Regions from separate parts of the Mus musculus genome. Here regions 2 and 3 are each linked to region 1. A link is a loop called in an ENCODE intact Hi-C map of the cell type or tissue named here. Cell type or tissue: heart. All regions are shown on one strand.

Region 1 (8,000 bases):
GGGAAGGGGGAATGGAGGGGGAGAAGAGGGCGACCACTGTGGCCCCTTTCTGTTAAAGAATTCTCAGTTTAATGAGTACCATTTCTGGAGTTTTTCTCCAACTCCTCTGAATTAGAAGTTAGAAACTAGTTTTATAGTAGTTCTCTTTTATAACCTGAGTATTCACTGTTGTTACTGGTAGTCACCAGTTTACTAACAAAAATAGATTTTTTCCCTAGCAATGTGGACTTCTGGTATCCTAAAGGAAAAAGGAATTCCAGAAATACTAGACATACCTGCACAACAAAGGCTTGGGGCTGAGCAGCTACTAACAAGTCTGACATTAAGGTCCCCCTCTCCACCACTCCCCATCATTTTCTATATACTGAAGTAAGTGTCAGTTGCTACTTAGCTTCTGAAATGGGGAACCTAAACAAAGACCAACAATCTTTCTTAATAGAACATAATGTTTATGATTTAAAATGTAACCATATATGAGTAATTTTCATCACCTAAGGAGATAAAATAGACCGTGATAACCTCAGGAGAGAAAATTCTGCCACTGTTACACAAGCCAAAGTGAAGTAATTCAGGAAAAAAGTTCATGTCTACTGTTATCAACAGAAAACAAGCTTCATTTTACTAACAATTTAAAAAATATTTTCATCCACCCATAGGCAGAAAGTAATACAGTAATTCTTTCTTATTCGCTGAATTACATGCTGCCACAAAGTAAATGCTGTCCTATTCTGATTACAGAATGAATGAGGACAATTTCCTTATTTGCTTACTGATTTTATATTTGTCTTCCCTGTGTATCTTGTGTGTGTGTGTATGTGTGTGTGTTCCTGTGGTTGCATATGTGTATGTGGAGGCCGGAAGTCAATGTCCAGTGTTATTCCTCAGGAGTAAAGCAGGCTAGGCTGGCAAGTTAGGAAGCCCCAGGGATTCTCCTGCCTCTGCCTCCCCGTGCAGAGATCCCAAGCATGTGCCATTGTGCCCCAGGTTTTTACTGAGTTTCAGGAATCAAACTCAGATCCTCATGCTGACAGTAAGCTCTTTACTGATTATGTCATTTCCTCATCTCTGACTTTATATCTTTACCATGTAGAACCATTCTCATACTTAAATGTTGAAGAAAATCCTTACTCATGTCTAGCTTCCTTCTATTCTTTGCAAGGTTAAAAAAATTATACTACTTCCTAACTGGAATGTATATAAAGCTGTTGCGTTAAAAGCGGTATCAACTACCTTCCAGATTTAAAATCCTGTGTACATATACAGGTCTTCTCACCTTTCCTCCAAAAACTACTTTGTCTAGCTAATATGCTTTCCCTAGAAATGGAAAACACTAAACTATTGAATCCCACTTCGTTTCTATCATCACTTCTAATGTCTTGAAACATATCAATAAACTGATTTCTAAAAACAAGTGCAATTCCCTTTAAATTAAGAAAAACTCAGTTGTCTTTCAAAAGAACTAGATGAGCCAATTATTTTGTAATACAGTAAGTCTTCCCCAGCAATGCCATCTCATTAACTTACTCATCACGGATTCTCAAGTTTACAGGTAACATTTTAAAAATCAATATCACCACTGAGTGTTAAAGAATATTACACAAAACTGAATCAGTGTTACGACTGCTTCAAAACTGTAGTTACTAAACACTCAAATGCACAGATGCCAATAGATTTTTATTATTTATTCATTTTTTTTTATAAAGTAAGATCTTCTAACAGTCTACCAAATCCCTAACACACACAATGACCAAATCACAAAATACATTTCCAAAAGTGAAGGATTACAACCAAATATTCAGGTACAAAGAGTTACTAGAGTAATAAAGATTAGCTGAAAATCTAGATCTTGAGTTTCATGGTATTAACTACATATGAATTAGATGATCTGGGCTTGAACTCTGCTTGTTATTAACAGATTTTTTTGTTTTTTCCTGACAACTTTGTGCAATGAAAGGTTTTGCTACCTGTGGCTGGTGAGCACTTTTGAAAAGTGTGCTTTTGACTAGCACAACTGAGAAACTGTGCTTTCTTAATTTTAATCAACTCAAAGATTCTATGTGTAGCTAATGGAACATGTTGAACAGTAAAGTTATTCACAGATTTTGAAATACAAACTTATCAACCAGAGTTTTTCAAAGTATCATGCCCTATTGTTAATATCAGCTAAAATTCTGCTGATACCAAATGATACTAAAAGTCAGCATTCAGCCTAAGTAGAATATTCACTTTTTAAGTGAGAATTGACATTAGCTAGACTCAGAACTTAAGTTTTAATTGGTAGAAAATGACATAAAACATTAAGTTTTTCCCTATCGTTTTTGTTAAGCTTGTGCCCACTTTCTGATTGGTTTCCCTTCAAATCTGTTCAGTATCTCCTATTCAGAAAAACAATGGCAAAAGGGGTACTCAAGCATTAATAGGTTCCCGCGACTCCGTAAAATCCACTCGTTACTTTCCCTTTTCTTTAAAAGAGACAAACACTGGGGAGCGTCTGGTAATTCACCTTCTCGCCTTTTTAAAAGGGTAACAAGCGTTCATTCAGACATAGTTGCGATTTCATTGGTAGATACAGAGTTATTTTTCCCAGCCCACAGTGTACTGCAGTCTTCTGAGCACTTCAGGTGTTCTTTGACAAGCTCTTCCTAAGTCAGGAAAACTAAACCAAGATGGTGCAGAATATGCCAAGAGAAAACCAGCCTGGGAATATGCACCGTAACAACCAGTCCCCAGCAGAATCCATCGGCACCGGTGGGTTTGCTTTCGACCGCCACTACCTCTCCGCAGAGACGGTGCGGTGGACCGTGAACCGCCCCGCGAAGCGAACCCGAGGGCAAGGTCGTGACCCCAGGTCACGGCCGCCGCCTGCCCCGCTCCGACTCCGCACCGCAAAGCCACCTGTTAGGCCCGAGCCTCACCTGGCAGGAAAGAGGAGGCGCCTACCCGGCAGCGCGCCGGACGCGAGGGCGGCGAGCGCAGAACCCGCCCCTGTGGCGGCGGCCGCGATCCCCCGGCGGCACGTGGGTTTCTCGGAGCTGGGGCTGCACTGACAGGCGGACGGCCCGCACGGCTGCCGACCCGGGACACCCTCTTCCCTCGCTGCCACCGCGCCGACAGGGCGCCCGGGCGGCCCACGCCGCTGGTCCACCCTCCTCCGACTCCTCGGTGGCGCGATCCCGCCCCGCCGCCCCTCACCTACCTGGTCGCGGAGTTTGAGGAACGCCATGGCGGTCGCCGCTGTTCGGCCACTACCCGCGCCCGGCGGGTAGGTGGCCGGCTACGTTGAAGAGAGCGCGGGCAGGGGGCGGCGCCGCCTCCCCGGCCGCCCGCCGCCGCCGCCGCCGCGAAGAGCCCCGCCGGTCCCGCCTCCTCCAAGGACTCCCGCCCTCTTTCTTCCGTCCTTTCTCTCGCTCTCTCCCTCTAGCTCTCAGCCACCTCCCACACGCAGCCGCCGCCTTCGCCGCCGCCTCACACCCCCTTCCCGAAATACCCCAGCAGCCCCCGCCGCCGCGCCGCTCCAGCCCGCGGCCGCGGCGGCATCCAAACTCCACTCCACAATATTACCACCACCGCCCGCCGCGATTGGCGGCCGCGCGGGGGAGAGGCCAGAGTAAGCCGAGCGCCCATTGGCCACGCCACCGCGCTCGCTCGCTCCCGGGCTCCGCCTCTCCGCGGAGGGAGGGGCGGGGCACAGGAAGCGGCGGCGCGCGGAGCGGGCGGGCCAGGTGGCGGGGCGTCTGGGCGCGCGCCCCGGGCGCGGTGGGCGGAGCCCGGACTGGAGGTGGGGAGGGACGGAAACTGGGTACCGGGTAACGGCCCGGGATGGCACGTGGAGGTGGCGTGCACAAGCTCAGCTCAGTCAGGTGCGGAGAAGGCAGCCGGAGCCGGTGCGAGCCAGGGAGACCTCCGGGCCGATGCTGCTTTCAACAGAGTAGCGAGGGCAGCGGGGAACCGGACTCGCACGTGGAGCGAGAGTGAGAATGTCTCCGCGGGCTTTGGGGGAGACGTGGTCACCGGGGGACTGCTGGCACGCGAGACTGAAGGGTGTGGTCTTCATAGCCTGAACAGGTTGTGACCGCGGAACATTTCTCTCCAAAGCGCCCCTTTCAATCTTGCATGTGTTTTTTTTCCCCCTTTCTTCTTTATCATCAAAAGGGTTTTTGCCTCCCACTTGAAAGAAATCAATTTTTTCAAAAAGATGTGCAGGATTTTCAATAAATAGCATCCTTGGATGGAGAAGAGGAATGACTCCCTCGCCCTGGCACACACACCCACGCCAACCCACAGCTCAGAAAAGGCTTTTCTTTCTTAGGCAGCCGCACACTGTTACCATTCCAGGCTTGTGTGGGAGAAGATTGTTGTTCTCCTGTGTCTGTCAGCCTGGGCGGCTCCAGCCCCTGATTAATAAAAGGTACAGATGGTTAGAACACAAACGTGAGATATCGGGTTGGTTTAAAAAACAAAACCAAACCTCATCTTTTCCCTGCATTGGTGTGTCTCTTGGGACAGACTTTATTTAGAGAATCGATTTGAGCCTAATGGCAGTCTAGAAAAATGGGGATCAGTGCCAGGACTGTCAGTTTATTATAATGCTATTATTAAAAACAACTCTTTAGCCCCATAAGAACAGAAAATATCAAAGTGCAAGATCAAATGCACTAAGAGCCTTCTGATATCTCTTAACATAACTATGCCATAATTCTGCTGAAACAATTGCTTTTCTAAAATTACATTTTTACCATGGTTGGTATTTGCTACTTTAAAATGGAGGAATTCTCATAACTGATGGAAGAGGCTTAGCCAGAAAAAAAAAAATGATTCTTGCTTTGCATTTTCTTCAGTGCCTAATTTCTTTCTGCATCAACTCTGGCCGATGAAATGAGAATTCTGTCACCCCATGTCTCTTTATCAGTGCACTGAAGGTGAATGAATTAGCAGTATGAAAGACTTTGACTTCTCCAAAACAAAGGTGTTATGACAACATTACTAAAATATTTTGTGATTATAATTGTCCATGTGCTACAGCCAATCGAGTTTTGCCTTCCTCGAGGATGAAAGATTTACTCTCTTCTACATGTATGCCTGTTTAACACTGGATGTTGACTCAGCAATTAATACGACTGAACAAACACACAGCCTCAGCATGCTCTCCTCTGGGTTAAAGTTCTAGGATTTAAAAGCACAACAGGTACTTGATTTGGAACACAGAACAAACTGATTTTGGGTAGCAAGCAAGCGGTTTAGAGGGTATGGGTTGAGATAGTGGACCAAATGTGTATTTCAGTGTATTAGGATTGAGGTGATAAAATTTCCTAATGAAGAGTAATTGATTAAAGTATCTTACAGCATTCCATCTCTGCATTAGAGAGGGTGTGATCTTGCTGCAAAGGTTGTTTCAGTACTAGGTGGGCTCACCTTTCTCCATCTTGAACACTTTAACATCTTGTGTGTCTTACTGTTTATTAAGAAGAAAGGTTAGGCATATTACACAGCCTACTCATATCACACAGTCAATCAAGGTAGTAATATTAAAAACTGGGAGTTCTTTAGGACCACTCAGATTCAAAATTAGTATTTTAACAACTATATTTTCATAGCTGTTGAGATAGTAACAACTATTGATTCTGGAAAAAATAGAAAAAATTAAAAATATTTGTGTTCAAGTTTTATTAACATCAAAATATATTATTATTCCTGCATCTGTTAAAATGTAAAAGAGCTTGGCCAGGTATGGCAGTATATGCCTTTTGTCCTAGCACTTGGGAGTAATAGGCAGGTGGATCTCTGTGAGATTGAGGCCATCCTGATCAACAGCAAGTTCCAGGCTGGCCAGGAGGCTATATAGTGATACCCTCTCATAGATAGATAGATAGATAGATAGATAGATAGATAGATAGATAGATAGATAGATAGATAGAGTAAATCTATATTCCTGAAAAGTACTACCTACTACCCCAACGGGACCAGACTGGCCAGGAAGCTACATAGGGAGACCCTGTTATAAATTAGTAAATAAGATAAATCTATATTCCTGAAAAGTATTACCTACATCATACACATAACCAGTGGGACCAAAAATTAAAATGGTGTCAATAAAGTCTCTTTCTTCTTCCTCTTCCTCCTCTGTGTTTGTTTTTATGAATGTGTGCTGTGTGCAACCTTATAGAGGCCCGACAGGATGTCTTCCTCAATCGCTTTCCATCTTTTTTTTTTTTTCAAACAATGTCTCTCACTGAACATGGAACTCCCTGTTGTGGCTAAACTGTCTGGCCAGCAAGATCTGGAATCCAAACTTGGGTCCTCATGCGGAATCATCTCCCAAGTCTTGCGTGTGTCTCTTTGTCTGTATACCACTGATACTCCCTGGCAGCCCTCTTCACTCATTAAGTACTTCTCCGTCATAGAGTCAGGAGTCCTAAGAAGACTCAAATAAAGACTAACTATGTGGTTAAACCCATGAGCCCATGCCTCAGCCATTCACTACTGCCAAGTCTGAGAATGGGTGACAGTCTCCATCAGAACTTCTGTCCAATATAAATAGCACAGATACCATCACCAGGGAAGTTGCTGTAAGCTAATCACCACACAAGATTTTATTTCCTAATCTACTACATGGTAGACACTAAGTACCTTCTTAGATTCCTTACCTAGTGTAATTTTCATTAACCCTTTCATATTGCTGCCTAAAGGAGCTAGCTGTGCTCAGAGTTACCCACCTAACCATTGGCAAGACCTGATGCATAATGCCCTTAAAAACCAGAAAAGCAACTTTTATGATAGGAAATAGACAACTATGAGGGGTTCTTTTGAGCCAGATAATCCCTACTGCACAAAAATGATTTTTCTGAAGAATCAGAACTACCAATAAGATGCAAATGATGGACTGTCAAAGCAGCAAAGTAAGTTCGGAGCCGCAGGAGACACGACAAGAGCCAAGTATTTATCTAACGGAGTTTAGAACGTGGAGAATGGAGAGATTAACTGGAAGCCAATACACAAAGATAATGCCTGCATTTTTCAGACTAGAAGAACACCATGAATTAAAGGAAAAAATGAAGTCTTCCTTTAATTAGAAATAAACTTAAAAATGAAGCGGATAGGTAATAGATAAAGTCTAGAAAACCACGCAGAATACAAAAATGTTAAACTTCTCACTGAAGAAAGTCAGACTTACCTAAAAGGAATGGCAGTCCACTTGTCAGCAGATATATCAGCAACAATGAAGGTGATGAAAAAAGTCTCTGAAATATTGTGACTCCATAACTGAAAAACTAGTTCATCCATCTGTCTGTCTATCTACTAGTCTTTCTTCCTTTTGTTGTTTGTTTGTTTGTCTGCTTGTTCTGTTATTTTGAGACAAGGTTTCCCTGTGTAGCTAGCTAAAGAGTCCTGGGACTCTAGACCAGGCAGACCTTGAACTCAGAGATCTGCCTGCCTCTGCCTCCTGGGTGCTGGGGTTAAAGGTGTGCCCCACCACTGCCACGATTAGTTAAACTATAGCTCAAGAAAAAGGGTAAATATGTTTTTAAATTCAAACTCACAGATGCTCCTTGAAAGAAATCCTAGGCGCTGATGTAGCTCAATTGGCAGCATGCTTGCCTAGTATGCACAGTCCCTGGATTCCATTCCCAGCATTTTACACACTAGGTATGGTGGTGAATGTCTAAAACCCCAACCCTTGGGATGTAGAGACATGATTATCTTCAGTGATTCATTCTCAGCTACATATGGTGTCAGGGCTAGCCTAGGTTATAAGCTGCATCCTTAAAAAGAAGGAAGAAATCTTAAGAATATAGTCTATCAAGAAAAATAAGAGGTTAAATCCCAAGAAAGAAATGAGATAAGGTTAGAGATGAAAGAATAAATGAATGAGTTAGCAAATATCTTGGTCAATCTAAAGGTGTAGGATAGATAGATAGATAGATAGATTCTGATATTTTAGAAATTAAAAACTAAATGCAATTAAACTACTAGCCCTTGGAATACAATAGATTATACTAGGA
Region 2 (8,000 bases), 61 kb after region 1:
GATTAGTTTTAAACAGAACATAAGCCCTACCTCTTACAAGTTTGGGAGCAATCAATCAATGCATTTGACTTGTGGAAATATTTGTCACTGGTTTATAATGTTAGTCACTTTCTCAACAATGACGCCAATGTTTCAGAGTGTGGCTTTGCTTGGAAACCTGAGTTTTTGCATCCTGCGGCAAAGAGCCAATTATTAGATTTGGGGTGGATGAGAGGGGGGCCTTCTGTGAAATGAGAGGAAACGCTGTAAAGGAGGACGAGGACCTACTCTCTCTCTCTCTCTCTCCCTCTCTCTCTCTCTCTCTCTCTCTCTCTCTCTCTCTCTCTCTCTCTCGCCCGCTCTTGCTCTCTCTCGTCCTTAGGGAACAGCACAAACGAACATGGAGAATTTGGAAATTACTCTCCTAAAACCAGCCAGGATTCCACGTGGAAAGTTTTACTCTTGGTACTTGCAGCATGCTCTTTGGACAGGCGACATAGGTGAACTTGGGAACCATTAAAAATGCAGAATTGAAGCCCCAGCCCAGACCCATCGAGGCAGAACCGGCAATGAGCAAAAGTTGAAGAAAGTCCTGGTCCAGCTCTCCTCTTGCCTAGCCTTGACTGTGTGCTTCTCAGGGAAGCAGCAGTTTGCAACTTTAAATCTCCAGGGATTCACCCAGTGCAGTTGCCAGCAGCCAGTGGGGCTGCCTGCTGTGGCATTTTTGACTCCGCACACCATTCTGAAACTGCCTATGACAAGCCGTGAGGACCCTGAGTGCTGGTGGCTGATAGTGTCATTTCCCTTTACTAGTGAACAGATTTGGGCAAGAGATCCTTATGCATCCACTGTCACTAGAGCATGGATTTTGAATTAGTGGATGTTAAGATTGGACAGAGCCACCTGTGTCACAGAGAGGCTTCCTCTGATGATCACCTTGTGAGTATTATGACTTTGTCATCAGGAGGACTAGAAGCAGAATATCCCACCCCCTACCCATACACACCAAAAAAGCCATTCAAATAGAGGGTCAAAGGTTGCTATTTCTAGCAAGAAGACTATGGCTGACTCTATTCTAGAAATGCTTTTGCCTCTCTCTGCATTTCTGTTGTGCTGGCAACTGTGCTATTCCAGCTTGGCCTAGCCCTCTGCCTACCCTCTTGGCCTTGAATTTGCTTTTCCTGTGTGTGGGATTCCAGATCAGAAACAAGGGTGCCTGGCGCCAAAGCCTCCCTTTTGGGTGTAAACACATGAGTGTAGGTGAAGTTTGGACGGCCATGAACGGTCTGTGGGAGGAAGTGTTTCTCTGACATTATTTTACTTTGTCTCTACACCAAGAACAATCACACTGTACATAACAAGGACAGCTCAGAGTTCAAATCCTGCCTCTGTACCCACACTCTTGGGGCTTCTATGTGTCTCTCGTTGGCCTGCAACCTTGCCAAGTAGGCTAGGTTAGCTGGTTGGCAAGCTCATTGGAATCTTCTATCTTTGCTTCCCATTTCTCTGTCACTGGGATTAAAAGCATATGCCAACCTGCCCAGCTTTTTTATATGTGTTCTGGGGATTTGAACTTGTGAGACAAACACTTTACTGACTGAGCTATCTCTATACTGTTCCCCCCTCCCCCCCCCCCCGAGTTGCAATTTATTTCCAAATGCATCACAGGTCACAGACACACTGGGTTTACTCTTCTTCACTTCACATTCCCATCTCTAGAAGGACTTCGCTGTCTGGGTTGTGGTGACATCAGTGATGACATCATGATGTCCTGCAGGAGAAACTTGGGCATCATCACAGTCTGATGGTTAAGTCGAGGAGAGGGGCCAGCGAGATGGCTCAGTGGGTAAAGGTCCTCGGCGCCAGACTTGACAACCTGAGTTTGATCCCTGGGACCCAGGTGGTTGAAAGAAAAATCAGATTCCCAGAAGTTGACCACTGAACTCCACCATGCGCATGCACACAAAATAAGTAAGTCAATAAATGTCATGGTTTTTTAAGTCAGGGAGAAAGCTAGTTAAACGTCTGAGTTCTGACTCACTTTTTCTTTGTTTCTGGGTCTGTCAGTTCTTCAGACCCGGGATTCTTACACTCAAGTTGTCTGTTTCCCTCAGGCAACCGTTCACTGCTAGGTCCAGGATCAAAACCTGGGAGGCTGGGAGACTCGCTTAAGGGCTGTGGAACTCTTGAATGCGCTCCGTTTCCATATCATTTCTGGTTGCCAGCTAAGTGATCATCATGTGCTTTATTTTTATGTGACATTTTCTAGAGATTTTGTAAATGATGGGCTGCATCCATCTCTCAAACCCTGCAGAAATCAAGCTTTGTAAATGTAAAGACAGCAGGAGGGAGGGAGGGAGGGAGGGAAGGGAGGGAGGGAGGGAGGGAGGGAGGGAGGGAGGGAGAGAGAGAGAGAGAGAGAGAGAGAGAGAGAGAGAGAAACAGCTTCCTAATGAGAAAACCATGAACATTGTATTTTCAATATCTAACTCCCCAGTTTGAATAATTCATGGGAAAGAAATCCTTTGAACTAGAAGGGACTGGGCCATTTTAATGAAAGCAGAGGTTGGAGGATGTTTCAGAGCTTGGGTCAACACCACTGCTTTTCATGGGGGCTGAGACACTGAGAGAAGTTAGCCCAGCACACCCCGGATCCAAGGACTTGGGTTCCTCGGTCTTGAATGTTCAAGGTCCCAGAATGACCATAGGCCTGACTCACACTAGAACCTTATAGCACCCCCGTGCCTTGCACTGGCCCTCAGAACTTGCCACAGAGACACCAGAGGGAGGACAGTCAGACCCAATGCCCTGCTCTACTGTACTGGCAGGACATAGATGTCGCAGGGAGGTTACACCTCTTCCATCTCTTTTCCAGTCGTCAGGGATGCGACCCAGATGGTTCCTACTCCAGCATATATTAGAGTTCCTCTAGCATGCTTAAGCAAATCCTGAGGCGCAGAAGCCACCCATACCAAGTAAATCAGTCTCTGCCGGGACCAAGGCCCAGTCACAGCGGGTGCCGACTCCCCCCCCCCCCCCCCCACATCCCACACCCTTAGGTTTGAGAAACCCTGGGTGTTTGCTTCCTTCACTCTCTCCTTGTTGCCATACTCTTGACTGAATTCCTCTTATTCTCCATTGCTGTACCTCTTTCCATCCTTCCTTTTTAAACAAACAAACAAAAAACTTTTTTACTTCCATTACTTCAGCCTTCTCTGTTTCCTTCCTGCCAACCCTTGGGCCAGAGCACTGTAGCCTCACAGTTTACTGTGGGATGCTTCCGCAAGCCTTTGAAGATAGTGGCTAAACACAGCCTAGCGATTGCTCGCTCGTCAGCTCCTACCCCCACCCCCTCAGCTGGGTGGAGTCTCTGGCCCCTCCCCCAGCCTCCCCAGGGTCTCCTCAGTGTCACCTCTCCTCACGCCTTCCTCCAGCCTCCCTCCGTAGCTTCAGCCCCCATCACACAGGAGACTGGACCAGAAGACCCTGTCTGCTAGGGGAGCTTCGGGTGGCTGCTTCAGTGACTCATGCTCCCAGCAGCCTTTCTTCATCTCTTGCTGGCTAAGTGTGTGGGTGTGCAGCAGGCTCTTCCCAGGCAATGCTGGCAAAAAATAAAACTTCTCAAGATCCGATCTGTAGACAGATTGCGAGGCCGCACAGCAGTTCAGAATTGCTGAATCGGGCTCTGTCCACCCACCTACACCCCTCACCTCGTCCCCCAGGGAGTGGTGGGTCAACTTCCCCTGAAGTTGTGATTTGTTCAAAGCTGCCTAACTTCACGGGGAGTAGCAATCGTAGTAAAGGTGGCACTTTAAGATAAACCAATGCACAATTAATCACTGGCCTTTCAACGTAGGACATTGTTCTTGTCAAGAGTAAAATTCAAAGGGGAGGTCACCTCTGCTAAGGGTGCGTTGTGGGCAATGGAGAGAGCTGAAGAGAAGAGAGGAGACAAATAAAACGTTATAAAAGGCGTTGGGGGTGTAGAAGAGGCGAAATGACAGCTGTGTGTTTAACTTCCCAGGATTTAAAGGTCTGAACTATTTGTCCAGCCCTCTCTAGGGCCTCCCTCTTGTAGAGCCCATATTGTTTGAAGTGTGCCCTTTGACCCCCAAGGCATTTGGCCTTCGAGCTTAGCAAACAGGATCTACACAGCTGAAGCTCCTTCCTGGGTCTGTTTCCAGGCCCTTGTCACTTTCTCGCTCCCCCACTCTGTCTCTCTTGCTCTCTCTTAGAAACATAAGTAACGATTTTTAGGTTTGGGTTTTTTTCCCCCCTTACGGCTATGTAACGAAGTAAATCCAAGTTTTCAGTCTTTTGTCAAATAATAATGAATGTTACTGATAAAAATAGCACCAAAAAAAGATGAACAGCAGCTAAAACTGTCCAGGGAAAAATGGTTATCAGTGGAAATTGCATGAAGAACGCAAGATGTGGATAGCCGACTCTGATCAGGGAAACTTGATTGACATTATGGCTGGAGAGTAAAAGTTTTAACAGCAGATAAAATTGGGGATGCTGACAAATCAAATTTTGTGGAAAAAAATTGGTATTGATGACAACTCCAGTAAATTAATAAACAAAAAATGTTAGGAGCTGGCACTGACCGATCAACAAATCCTATTCAATCCTACTTGTTCCAGAGACTTCCGTCCTGGTAATCTACCATGCGCTGAGGTAACCATCAATATGTTACTGTTGTCAGTTTTCTGTGGGGTTAGTGTGGCCCCCAAACAGCTGCCTGTCAAAGCAGCACCAAGAGGTGGGGCTAAGAATTTGTATTTCTCTTCTTTAAGTTATTTTATTTATGTGGCTGGAGAGATGACGCAATGATTAAGGACCTCTACTGCTCCTGAGGGGTCTGGAGTTTTGTTCCCATCACCTGTATTAGGTGGGCCCCCAAACACCCCTAATTCCGGCAGTTACCTCTATTCCTATACACATACACATAAAATACATTTAAAAGGTATCATTATTATTAGTATTACTATTACTATTATTATCGTGTATTGGAGGCTGTTCACATTGCGGCTGACTAGGAAATAGAGCAGTAGAAACCAGCATCCGAGAGAACCTTAGAGTAGGCCCTTCCTCCCAAAGGTTCCGCAGCATCCCCGAAATAGTTGCACCAGCTTGGAAACAGTGTCCCAAACAGCCTGTGAGGGACATTTCCTACCGAAATCATAACACCAACCCTGATAGCACTTTGATCTGGATTTCTGGCTTCCAGATCTATGAGAAAAACAACCTTCTGTTGTGTAAGTCTGTGCTGTTTGTTGTGAAAACACTGGCATTCTCAGTCCTTACAGTAAGGACACCCACAGGATTACCTGTGGGTAGAACAATGTGATCTCTAAGGCATGCTTTAAAATACTCCAGAGGTAAAAGCAGGAAATAGATAAACAGGACTGGTTAAGAGACAGTGACGTGGGAGCTGGGTAGACGGTACCAGAGTACCATATACTATTCTGTTCTGGTGTCCAGTGTCTGAATAAAATGCCAAGCGAATTCTGTTATTTACTTACTTATGTTTATGTTGCTGAGAATTTAACTCAAGACTTTATACAGGTGAGGCAAGTATTCTACCACCGAGCTACATTCTCAGCCATGTGTGTGTGTGTGTGTGTGTGTGTGTGTGTGTGTGTGTGTATAAAAATTGGCACTACAACATAAACTCAGGCATGTCCAACCTGCAACCCATGGGACCTATACATGCCAGCATAGCTATAAATGCAGCCCAACACACTTATAGACCACAATGTCATCTCATCATGGCAAAAGGTTGACACTCCTGAAAGTGATTTCGATGCATATTCAAGTATATGATTACCACAGAAATTTTCCATAGCCTTGTGTTCTAACTAGACTGCTGTGGTCTCACATGTTTTTATTTTTACTACCACTGATAATAAGTGTGTTTTAAATATATGTTTAGAAGTAAAACATTATCAAAATATAACAAGGCAATAGAGAAAGAAATCAAAACTGCAGTTAGTAGAATTATAGGCATGACATAGCAGGCAGGGAAGGAGGAAGTGTCTGTGTCTAACACATAGTATTCATAACCGCAGGCTTAGAATACTCACCCAGCTCTGTGAAGTAAAATCTAACATTCTTAATTCTTTTTAAAAAATCCTTGATATGAATGAATTTGCAAGATCACACGATAGAATGTGGAGGAGCTGGGATTTGAACTTGTGTTATTTTCCTTTTCCATGATCTCCTGCCTAATACTGAGCTATAAAGGGCAGAAGAACTCCAAACAGGACAAGGCCAGCTTATGTATCAATCTTGTGTCTTGGGCGCAATAGTCCAGGGATGATTACAAAGACCTTGTGGGCCTCCTGCTTCTACCTTGGCCTTGCCTCCGTTGTTTCTTTCTAGCCATATGCTTTAAGATTGCTGCATTCCACACACAGTCTGGGAGTAGGAGACCCCCCTGCCGACCCCCATTGATAAAACAAGAGCCACCCACATTCCAAAACCAGGTGCTTCCCCAGCCCACCTTCAGTGACTCCCGTCAGTGGCCATGTCATCAACAGCTACTAGATGTGACACATTTCCACTGTGGCCAAGAGTCTCATAGTTTCCTTATATGCATGCACCATATATCCTTTATAAAGACCATGCCTTAAGGGCCTGCCCCTTTCCTTTTCCATCCCAGCTCAGAGGTAGCCTGTTGAGGGTTGGTCTTTTGGCCCCCAAGGCCTGGTTGCTCCCAGGAATGAGAGAATCTGCAAGTGCAGTGTGTCCTTGCTCCTTCATTTAAAACTATTAGTGAAATAAAAATGCTGGCAGCTAATAGCTGGACAGAAGAGACATAGGTGGGGCTTGGGGTTCCTGGGCTTGGGGTCTGAAGAGACCACTAGGAGAGAGAGGAAGGTAGAAATAGGAGAAGACTCTATGGGGTAAGAATCTCAAAATAATGGCCATGATGAGAAGTCAGTCAAAACATGTCAAGTCATCTCCCCCATACTCTCCTCTGAGGTCTGTTGAATGCTGTGGCTTTGTGCCATTCCTCAGTCCCCAAGGAAAACAAATAGACACACACACACACACATACACATACACACACACACACACACACACACACACACGCTGGGCAAGGTGGCACATGCCTTTAATCCCAGCACTTGGGAGGCAGAGGCAGGCGGATTTCTGAGTTCAAGGCCAGCCTGGTCTACAAAGTGAGCTCCAGGACAGCCAGGGCTATACAGAGAAACTCTGTCTCAGAAAACAAAACAAAACAAAACAAAACAAAACACACATGCACGCACGCGCGTGCGCATGTGCTATGGAATTAGCTCTCTGTGTGGCTGTGTGGCTGTATTTCACAGCGCGAGGCAAGCGAGCCCTTGAAAGCCAGATTTTGTCATTCCCCTACTCAGAAGTCTCTGGGAGCTCTTCTCTCTGCTCTCTGACATGTAGACCTCAGGGCCTTTGCAGTGATAGTTCCCTCTATGTAGAAGGCTCTTTTGCCAGATAATAACCTAAAATTCCTGTAAGGCTTTATCAAATGTCATTCCCCATGAGGCCCATCCTGAAGGCCTCTTTTTAAATTTCAGCTATCTCTATCTCCTTCTGTTACATTCAAATCTATACCCTGTTCACTTGTTTCTCCCTTAGCAGCTATTTCTTTTTAACTCAGTGCACAGGCTTGTCAACTTGCCACAAGCGGAAGTCATCACAGAAATAAAGTCTCAGTAGAGGAAATGCCTTCATGAGATCCAGCTGTAAGGCATTTTCTCAGTTAGTGATCCATGGAGGAGGGCCCAGCCTGCTGTGGGCAGTGTCATCCACGAGCTGGTAATCCTGGTAGTCCTGGGTTCTGTAAGAAAGCAGGCTGAGCAAGCCAGGGGAAGCAAGCCAGTAAGCAGCATCCTCCATGGCCTCTGCATCAGCTCATAACCAGGTTCCAGCCCTGCTTGAGTTCTGTCCTGACTTCCTCTAGTGATGGACTATGATCTGAAAGTGTAAGTCAAATAAGCCCTTTCTCCCCCAACTTGCTTTCTGGTCATGGT
Region 3 (8,000 bases), 99 kb after region 1:
GGCCTGTGTTACCATACCCAGCTCTCTCCAGCACGGTTACAAGGCTCCACACTGCCCTGGAGGTGTCAAATGTTCAAGTGTCGGAACCTGCTATGGAGTGTGTGGGTTCAGCACGACCTATACATTGGATGCTGGCTTAAATGAGTGTGGGTTCTTGCTGTTTAGCTCAAGCTGAAAGGAATGAGATCTGTTTCTTGGGGAACAGCTGGTGTCTTAGTCAGTGTTTCTAAGTCTGTGAAAAGATACCATGACCACAGCAACTCTTATCAAGGAAAGCATTTAATCGAGGCTTGCTTCAGTCAGAGGTTTAGTTCATTGTCATCATGGCAGGAAACATGGTGTCATACAGACAGACACAGTGCTGGAGAGTTAGCTCAGAGTTCTACATCTGGATCAACAGGCAATAGGAAAGAGAGAGACACTGGGCATGGTGTGAGTACTTAAAACTCCAAATCCCACCCCCAGTGACAGACTTCCTCTAACAAAGCCACATCTTCCAATCCCTGCCAAGCAGTGCCACTCCCTAGTGACCAAGCATTTAAACACATGAGTTTAGGGGGGCATTCCCATTCAGACCCCTGAAGCTGGTGTCTTGCTTTTCTCCAAAAATTTCTCTGAGACGGGGGGTTCTCTGTGTAGACTTGGATGCCCTGCAACTCACTCTGTAGACCTGGCTGGCCTTGAACTCAGAGCTCCACCTGCCTTTGTCCCCTGAGTGCTGAAGTCACTGCCACTGTAGCCACCATCACCCACAAAGAGCCTATTTCAATAATTTTGGGGTTTTTTTTTGATTAATAAAGCAGATGAAGTCACAAGAGATATTCACGTTTTTATTGTCTAAGAGAAGAGTACTGCTGGAAGGAATGCAGAGAAGAGGGAAGCCTTGATGTCCTTGGCAGGAATACAAAGGAGCACAGCCCTCTCAGAGATTCCTCAAGAGATTAGAACTTCTGTATGATCCAGCTATCCCATGTCTGGGTTATCCAAAGGGACTGAAGTCAGTATGGTGAAGAAAATAAACTTTCTATACCCCCATATATATTGGAGCATAAATCACAGAGCCAAGAAATGGGCACAATATTAGTCTTCACCAATTGATGAATGAATAAAGAAAGTGTGGTGCATCTACGTAATGGAATACTATTCAGCCATAAAAAAGAATGAAATGTTGTCATCTGTGACAACATGGATGGAACTGGAAATCAATATGTTAAGTGAAACAAGCCAGATATAGACCGGTTAGCATCATGTGATCTGACTGACATGTGGGCTCCGAAAGAGCTGGTTGCATAGAGGTTGAGAATAGAACGGGGTTTCCCATGGCCTGGGCATAGTATGGAAGGGAGGAGTGGGAGAAGATAATGAACGAGTACTAGGTTACGACTAGACAGGAGCAAGGGTGAGTATAGACGACAGTAACAAACCACACACTTCAAAAGACAAGAAGAAAGGATTCCAAACATTTGACTATCTAGAATTGATAACTGTGTTTTAGGAGATGAAGATGGTTAGCCCAAGGTAAGTGTTACTTGATTGAGATATCACATGGTACCTCGCTAATACAGGCACCCTACATGTATCACTTAAAATAGATTTAATTGGAACCAAAGGAAACAGTCAGGGCCTGCAAGGTTCCCAATAAACCAGAAAGTAACACATCCTATGAATAGCCAGTCTGTTCTTTGATTCGTTCCCTGGTTCTGTCTAATCATGGTGTTGCCTGGTACTCAGAGAAAACTGTTGTCTTTGCCAGTTGTCCAAATAGTGGAAATTTCCCAAATTCTTTGCTGCAGTTTCTCAAAGTCAGTGGACATATGCTGTCTTTTGAAAAAGCTGTCTGTTACTAGGGGAGAAGAGAAATAAAGGGGAAAGAGACTCATAGGCAGACTTGCTGGAATGGGTAGCAAAGGCTTCCTAGAGACATGAAAGACGGTGACCACAAGGATCAGGCTTGTCGTCATAAATCTGAGCCCCAAAACACAACCTGTAGGTCCCTAGGTCTCAGAGATATCAAGACAGGGAGGAAACTAGTCACCATCAGAGCATTAGAACTGGGCTCTGCCACAGGCTGCCGCCACCCTCCCCCACTTCCTTGTCTTTCCTTCTCTGCAGCTCCTAGAACACTGTGTCCTCGAGCTGCTTCTTCCCCCACCCACCCCCGTGCCCACCCCCACCCCCATTCCCACACCTCTCTGTCCCTCTGTTGAGTTCTCTCCATCCACTTTCTCCTTTCTCTTACAGTAAATATAGGAACACCACCTGCAGACAGCCTCACCCGGGCTGCACCACACCATGGGAGGTCACATCACCGGAGGTGTTCACGTGCATTCCCACAAGGCCTGCGGATCTCCATCGCTGTATCATTCACTGACTATACTGTTTGTGGCTTTGGGCCTGAAGTTCCTCCGGGCCTCATCTTTACATACCTGAATCAAATCCAGTGTTGGGTCACATGAGGCAGATGGGGCACTGACTTTCTAATGAACTCTTGAATGTAGCCTTGGATGTCTTCAAGAGAAGCAAAGCCACCAAGAAGTGTGACAGTGATGTGAAGGACCCAGCACCTTATTTATGATCCCGAACATCTACTAGACATCACACACTCATCTGGGACAAGAAACTGTCCCAACAAAATGCTTTGTTCCTGACTAGAATAGAATACTCTTTAATAGCACCAGGTATTTTATAGGGAACAAAATCTATAACTGACATGGGATAAATGTGTGTCTGTGGTTATTGTGTTTTGTTTTGGATGAGGAGTAAGTAGAATTATCAGCTACATTACATGGATTTTTTTTGTAAAAAATTAAGTTTCTTTGGTGGTAAAAATGGGAGATACTAATTCTGTTGTTTTCTTCATCTCTCCGGGTTTAATGGGCACCTATTGTATGCAAGCTAGTGTCTTAGATGCTCCAGAAACACTAGGGAGGAAGATAGGCCAGATACTGCCTTTCTTACGATTAGTTTCTATGGGGGAGAATGATAATAAAGCAATGAATACCAAGAAGACACCAGCTACGATTTCCCCCATCTCTAGTACTCAGAAATGCATTCTGAGGAGCAGTCTAGATCAGCAGTTCTCAAACTGTGGGTCGTGACCCCTGGTGGGGGGTGTCAAACCATATCTTCACAGGGGTTGCATATCAGATATCCGGTGTATCTGATATTCACATTTTGATTCATAACACTAGCAAAATTACAGTTATGAAGTAACAGTAAAAATAACTATGGATGGCGGTGTTAGGAAGGATGAGAACCACTGCTCTAGATGGATTGGTGGGAGTATGTCCTCTGCAAAGAGGTCACATACACTGACTCCAAGTGACAGAACACTTTAAGGAAGCAAAGACATGCAAATGTGTCCCAGTGCAGGGAGAGATGTGAGATTTGTGTTGTCTTTCGACTTATTTTTCTATGTCTCTTTCTGGGTCCCTGTGACAAGAAGAAAATGTCTACTTTATTTACCAACACATGCACAGTGCCCACACGCAGCTCCTGCTTGGCACACAAATGCTCAATATCTATTAATGAATAACAAAGGGCCCTTGACCTACCATTCCTTTTTCCCCAAGGGCAGAGCAGGTCGGTCCTGCGGGTATGGGCTGTGCCCATCATGTGGGAGAATGGAGAGAGTAGGAAGCTGGTTTCCTCATAGAGCCTGGCAATGGCAGGCTTAGGAATCTAGGACTGCCTGCCTGAGGCCACGCCTCTGCCCGAGGCCACGCCTCTGCCCGAGGCCACGCCTCTGCCCGAGGCCACGCCTCTGCCCGCCCTTGTACAGCTTCATGTTGAGGCTGCTTGTTTTCTGAGCTGACAGGAATCTGAGGCAGACTTGGTTGAATTCACCTGCAATCTTCTGAAAGTGTGACCAGGGTCTTAGCTACAAAGTAAGTTCTGGGTAAAAGGAAGCTTCTGATTGAGAGTTCAAATGCCCCTAAAGCCAAGACAGGTAAGAAAGCCCTTGGCTGCCTCCTGCGGTACAAGGATGGGAAGAGCTAGCTGATGTTCTGTTCTGGGGTAGCTGGATCTTTAACCAAATGACCACCATCATATCTGCGTTAAAAAAAAAAAAGCCAGCCACACCTTTATGCCTAGCACCCTGGAGGAAGAGGCAGGTGGATCTCTAGGAGCTGAAGGCTAAGCTTGGTCTACATAGTGAATTCCCAGACAACCAGAGAGCTATACAGGGAGACCTGCCTCAAAAAAGTGCTCCCCCCAAAAAACCCAAACACACACACACCAACTGCTGGTTTTAGGCAGGTTTGAAATATTTGAGGGCTCATTTCTTGCCATGTGTCTTACTTACATTTATGCCTTACATCTGTTTTGTAAAGTCCCAAGATATTTCAAGTCTTAAGGCCCTGTACTGGTATCTCAAGTTCTACCCGTATGGATTCAATGTGGCATGTTTTGCTCTTTCTCCAAATGTTTGAAGTGGGTTTGTCTCATTTACCTAATGCAATGTAACAAGTGACCTCAAAACTTTGAGGCTTAAAATAACAGTGGGTTGTTTCTGACCGGGTGGATCTTCTGCCTTAAGCTAGGGCGGTAAGGATCTGAAGTCTCCTGGAAGCCTGACCCGGGTCTGGGCTGGGGTTGGAACGGCTGGAATGCGGATGTTTTAGGAACTGGATGGACCTTGACTAGGAGTTGAATCAGGACTGTCTGCTGTGGACCTTGGTTCTTCTCTTCGTGGCAACTGCATGTGGCTTCCTGTATCGCCTCACAGCCTAGTGGCTGGCTTCCAAGAAGGACTATGCCAACAGTAAGCATTCCAAGATGGAGGAAGTGGAAGCTGCCAGAGCCATTAAGGGTCAGCTTGGAAACTGGCCAAGTATCACTTCCTCTGTATTTTATTAGTGAAAGCGCTGAGGAGCTGGCCTGCAGTTCGTGTAGGAGAGACCTGCAGAACAGCCTCTCCGAGGAATGTGTCCATCTGGGTCATTCAAATCGTAGTTGAGGATGTTTAAAAATAGCTGTTCTTTTGTTATCTCAGATAAACGAAACGTGAAATAAATAACCACGTGGCCCAGCAATCTCTCTTCTGGGTAAAGGGGTCGAAAGAAAGGCCTTGAAGATGCGTCTGCATACCCATGTTTATAGCTATGTTATTCACCATGGCCAAAAGGTGTAATGGGCCTCTTTTCCATTGGTGGGTGCATGGCTAAACAAAATATGATGCTGTCTTCATTCTTTTGGCCTACTATAACAAAATATCAGTGACTGGGTGGCTTATAAGCAAGAGAAGTTTGTTTCTTAATGTGATGGAGACAAGGCAATCTAAGATCTAAGTACAGGTAGATTTAGTTTCTGGTAAGAGCTCTCTTTGACTTTTCTCGTTACAGAATTTTTACACGGTGGCAAGTGTGAGCAATCTCTGTGTGGTATATTTCAATTCTACACTTGTCCCTTGTGATCCATCACCTCCCAAAGTCTCTGCCTCCTAATATTACTAGGATTTGTAATATTGGGTGCTAGGATTTCAGCATATAAATGTGTGGAGGAGACAAATGGTCAGACCACTGTAGACCTGTGTATACAGGGGCATATTGTTTATCCTTAAAATGAAGTGAAATTTGTAATGTGGATGAGACTGGAATGGACCTATGTTAGGTAAAAATAAGCTAAGGGGAAAGAAAAGAACATTGTGTGAGTCTCTTGATGGGCGGGCGGGGCTTAGAGCAGCCAAATCAGCAGACAGAAAGGACAGAGGTTACTAAGGGCTGGAGGAGAAGGGAATGGAAGTGACTGCTTTGGGTGTAGTTTCATTTGAGGACATAGATAAAAAATATTGTAACTGATTAATCTGCTGAACTGTACACTTAAAATACTTCAATGGTGAGTGAATTCATTATACATTTCTTATAAATGTACACAATAAAAACATTGTTCTGAATTATGTGTGAATATGACATTTTGATGTCACCTTTTTTTCCAGTATATTATAGCCATGTCAGCACTGACTTGTGTTATAGCACTAACTCCCTGTGCTGTTAAAAGGCTGTGGGCCAGAAGTGAGGGTACCTCACTTGGAAGCCTGTCATCTTGCAGACTCTCAGGCTCACTACATGTACTGTATCAGACCCTACAGCTTATTCAGAAGCCTGGATGCTGATGTACTTGCTCATGTGTGAGAAACACAGAATTACTTAGGCTTAGTGCTATGCTTTGTTTGTGGACACTCAAGTAAACAAATACATACTAGTTGTATTTTCCATTTTTCATTTTGGGATCATTTAACATTACTTAAACCCTTAAATATTTTCATTGGACTTTGAGATGTTCCTGGTCCTTGACACTGTGCCAGGAATGTCTGGGGAATGCCATTAGTAAGTCCTGGACACAGTCGCATCCTCTCTGGTCCTAACGCCTGTTTCTCCTCTCTATGGCTGTATTTCTTCCCATCAGCCCTCTGGTTTCCACTGGACTTCTTCCCTTTAAGGAGACTGCGAGGGAAGACTGAGACAATCGTGGCTGGAGCACGCCTTAAAGCAGACCTGATTTTTCCATAGGACACCTTGACCCAGTTCACAGGTGAGGGAGGCCAGGCCTTGTTCTTTCAGTGACTGAGTGATAGAGTTAACTGTTAAGCCTCCATTTCTTTCTTTATTATTATTTATTTATTTATTTATTTATTTATTTATTTATTGGTTTTTCGAGACAGGATTTCTCTGTATAGCCCTGGCTGTCCTGGAACTCACTTTCTAGACCAGGCTGGCCTCGAACTCAGAAATCTGCCTCCTGCCTCTGCCTCCTGAGTGCTGGGATTAAAGGCGTGCGCCACCACACCCGGTTTAAACCTCCATTTTAAACCACAACAATTTCCAGGAGTTTACCATGAATGCTGGAAACCACACATGTTAGTCTGTAGTTTAGTAGATTTTCTTTTCTTTTCTTTTCTTTTCTTTTTTCTTCTCTTCTCTTCTCTTCTCTTCCTTTCCTTTCCTTTCCTTTCCTTTCCTTTCCTTTCCTTTCCTTTCTTTTCTTTTCTTTCTTTTTTTTTTTTTCCCTTGGTTTTTCAGGCAGAGCTTCTCTGTCCTGTTCTTGGCTGTCTTGGAACTCGCTTTGTAGACCTGGATAACTTCAAACTCAGAGATCTACCTGCCTCTGCCTCCCAAGTACTGGGATTTAAGGTGAGCACCACCATTGCCTGACTATTCAGGTTTTCATATGATCTCAGACCCAAGGCCTAGATTCAGTAACAGTATATAATTGCTTGCTCCGATCCGGGGAATCTTCCCAGCACCACCAAGACCACACTGCCAGGTTTCTACTTTTGTAAATAGAATGAGGCAGAACTTTTTTTTTAAAAATAGCTAGAATTTTTAAAGTCAACTTTAAATTTATGAGATTCCTTATATTTCCAGTTTGGGGCTTTTACAAACAGCAGGTGGATATATCCCAGTGTTTCTGTGGGGAAGAAATTCCTGTCACATTTCTGTGTTCTGACCGTGGAATGGCTGGGTCAGAGGGGATGCCTAGGGTTAACCAAGCCATTTTCCATACGGTTACTCCCTCCCGTCCTAATAAAAAAGTGAATGTTCCCACCTCCTTTCTCTCTGAGGAGTCAGGACAAATTTCAAGCAAGACATTGCCCACACATGTAAGATTTACAAATTTCCATCAAAACGTTAGTACCAACACTTCAAACACAAACGCTCCAACTCCTTGGTGGCGTGGTGGCAGAGTGGAAAATCGAAGGATCAGATGACAGCTAGAAGGGAGGATGCAGAGGTTCTCCTTTGTTGCTGAGAGGGCTGGGGAGCCTTTTGCAAAAGCTGCTGCCAGTCAGGCTTGCCTGTCTTTGCAGGGCTAATTACCAAGCATTTGGGCAAGCAAGGGGGGTGGGGGTGGGGGGCGTGTGCACAGTGATACCGACTGAGGGAGCCATCACCAGGCTTAAGACTAATTAGAAATGCAAAGCGCTTAAATGCTCAATACCACCACCACCACCCGACAGGAAAAAACAAAAACAAAAACAAAACCTAAATAAATGACGA

What was found. A loop is a pair of places that touch in the nucleus more often than their neighbours do. Peaks named below come from ENCODE experiments on the same cell type or tissue, not always from the same donor. Only the 100,000 strongest peaks of a DNase experiment are listed, where the experiment ranks them.
Region 2: it touches region 1 in a loop (2.0-fold over the local background); 8 of 42 quality-filtered maps call a loop at or near these places.
Region 3: it touches region 1 in a loop (2.6-fold over the local background); 7 of 42 quality-filtered maps call a loop at or near these places.

The regions. Positions count from the first base shown.
Region 1 is chr14:31,827,131-31,835,130 of GRCm38, forward strand. It overlaps Ankrd28 (ankyrin repeat domain 28), which reads right to left and starts at 3,285. Exons shown (of 28, transcript NM_001024604.2): 1 at 3,197-3,285. The coding sequence starts at 3,223. In heart, a CTCF peak has its summit at 3,390; a DNase peak (open chromatin) is centred at 3,671; H3K4me3 peaks cover 2,660 bases; H3K27ac peaks cover 2,043 bases.
Region 2 is chr14:31,888,265-31,896,264 of GRCm38, forward strand. No RefSeq gene overlaps it. Among named protein-coding and RNA genes, the nearest start is that of Gm36164, 21 kb to the right of the region's middle. In heart, no CTCF peak of the experiment used is centred here; a DNase peak (open chromatin) is centred at 3,437; H3K4me3 peaks cover 958 bases; H3K27ac peaks cover 1,608 bases.
Region 3 is chr14:31,925,823-31,933,822 of GRCm38, forward strand. It overlaps LOC102640059 (a long non-coding RNA gene), which reads left to right and starts at 2,748. Exons shown (of 5, transcript XR_874500.3): 1 at 2,748-4,765; 2 at 6,409-6,534. In heart, no CTCF peak of the experiment used is centred here; a DNase peak (open chromatin) is centred at 4,849; H3K4me3 peaks cover 563 bases; H3K27ac peaks cover 924 bases.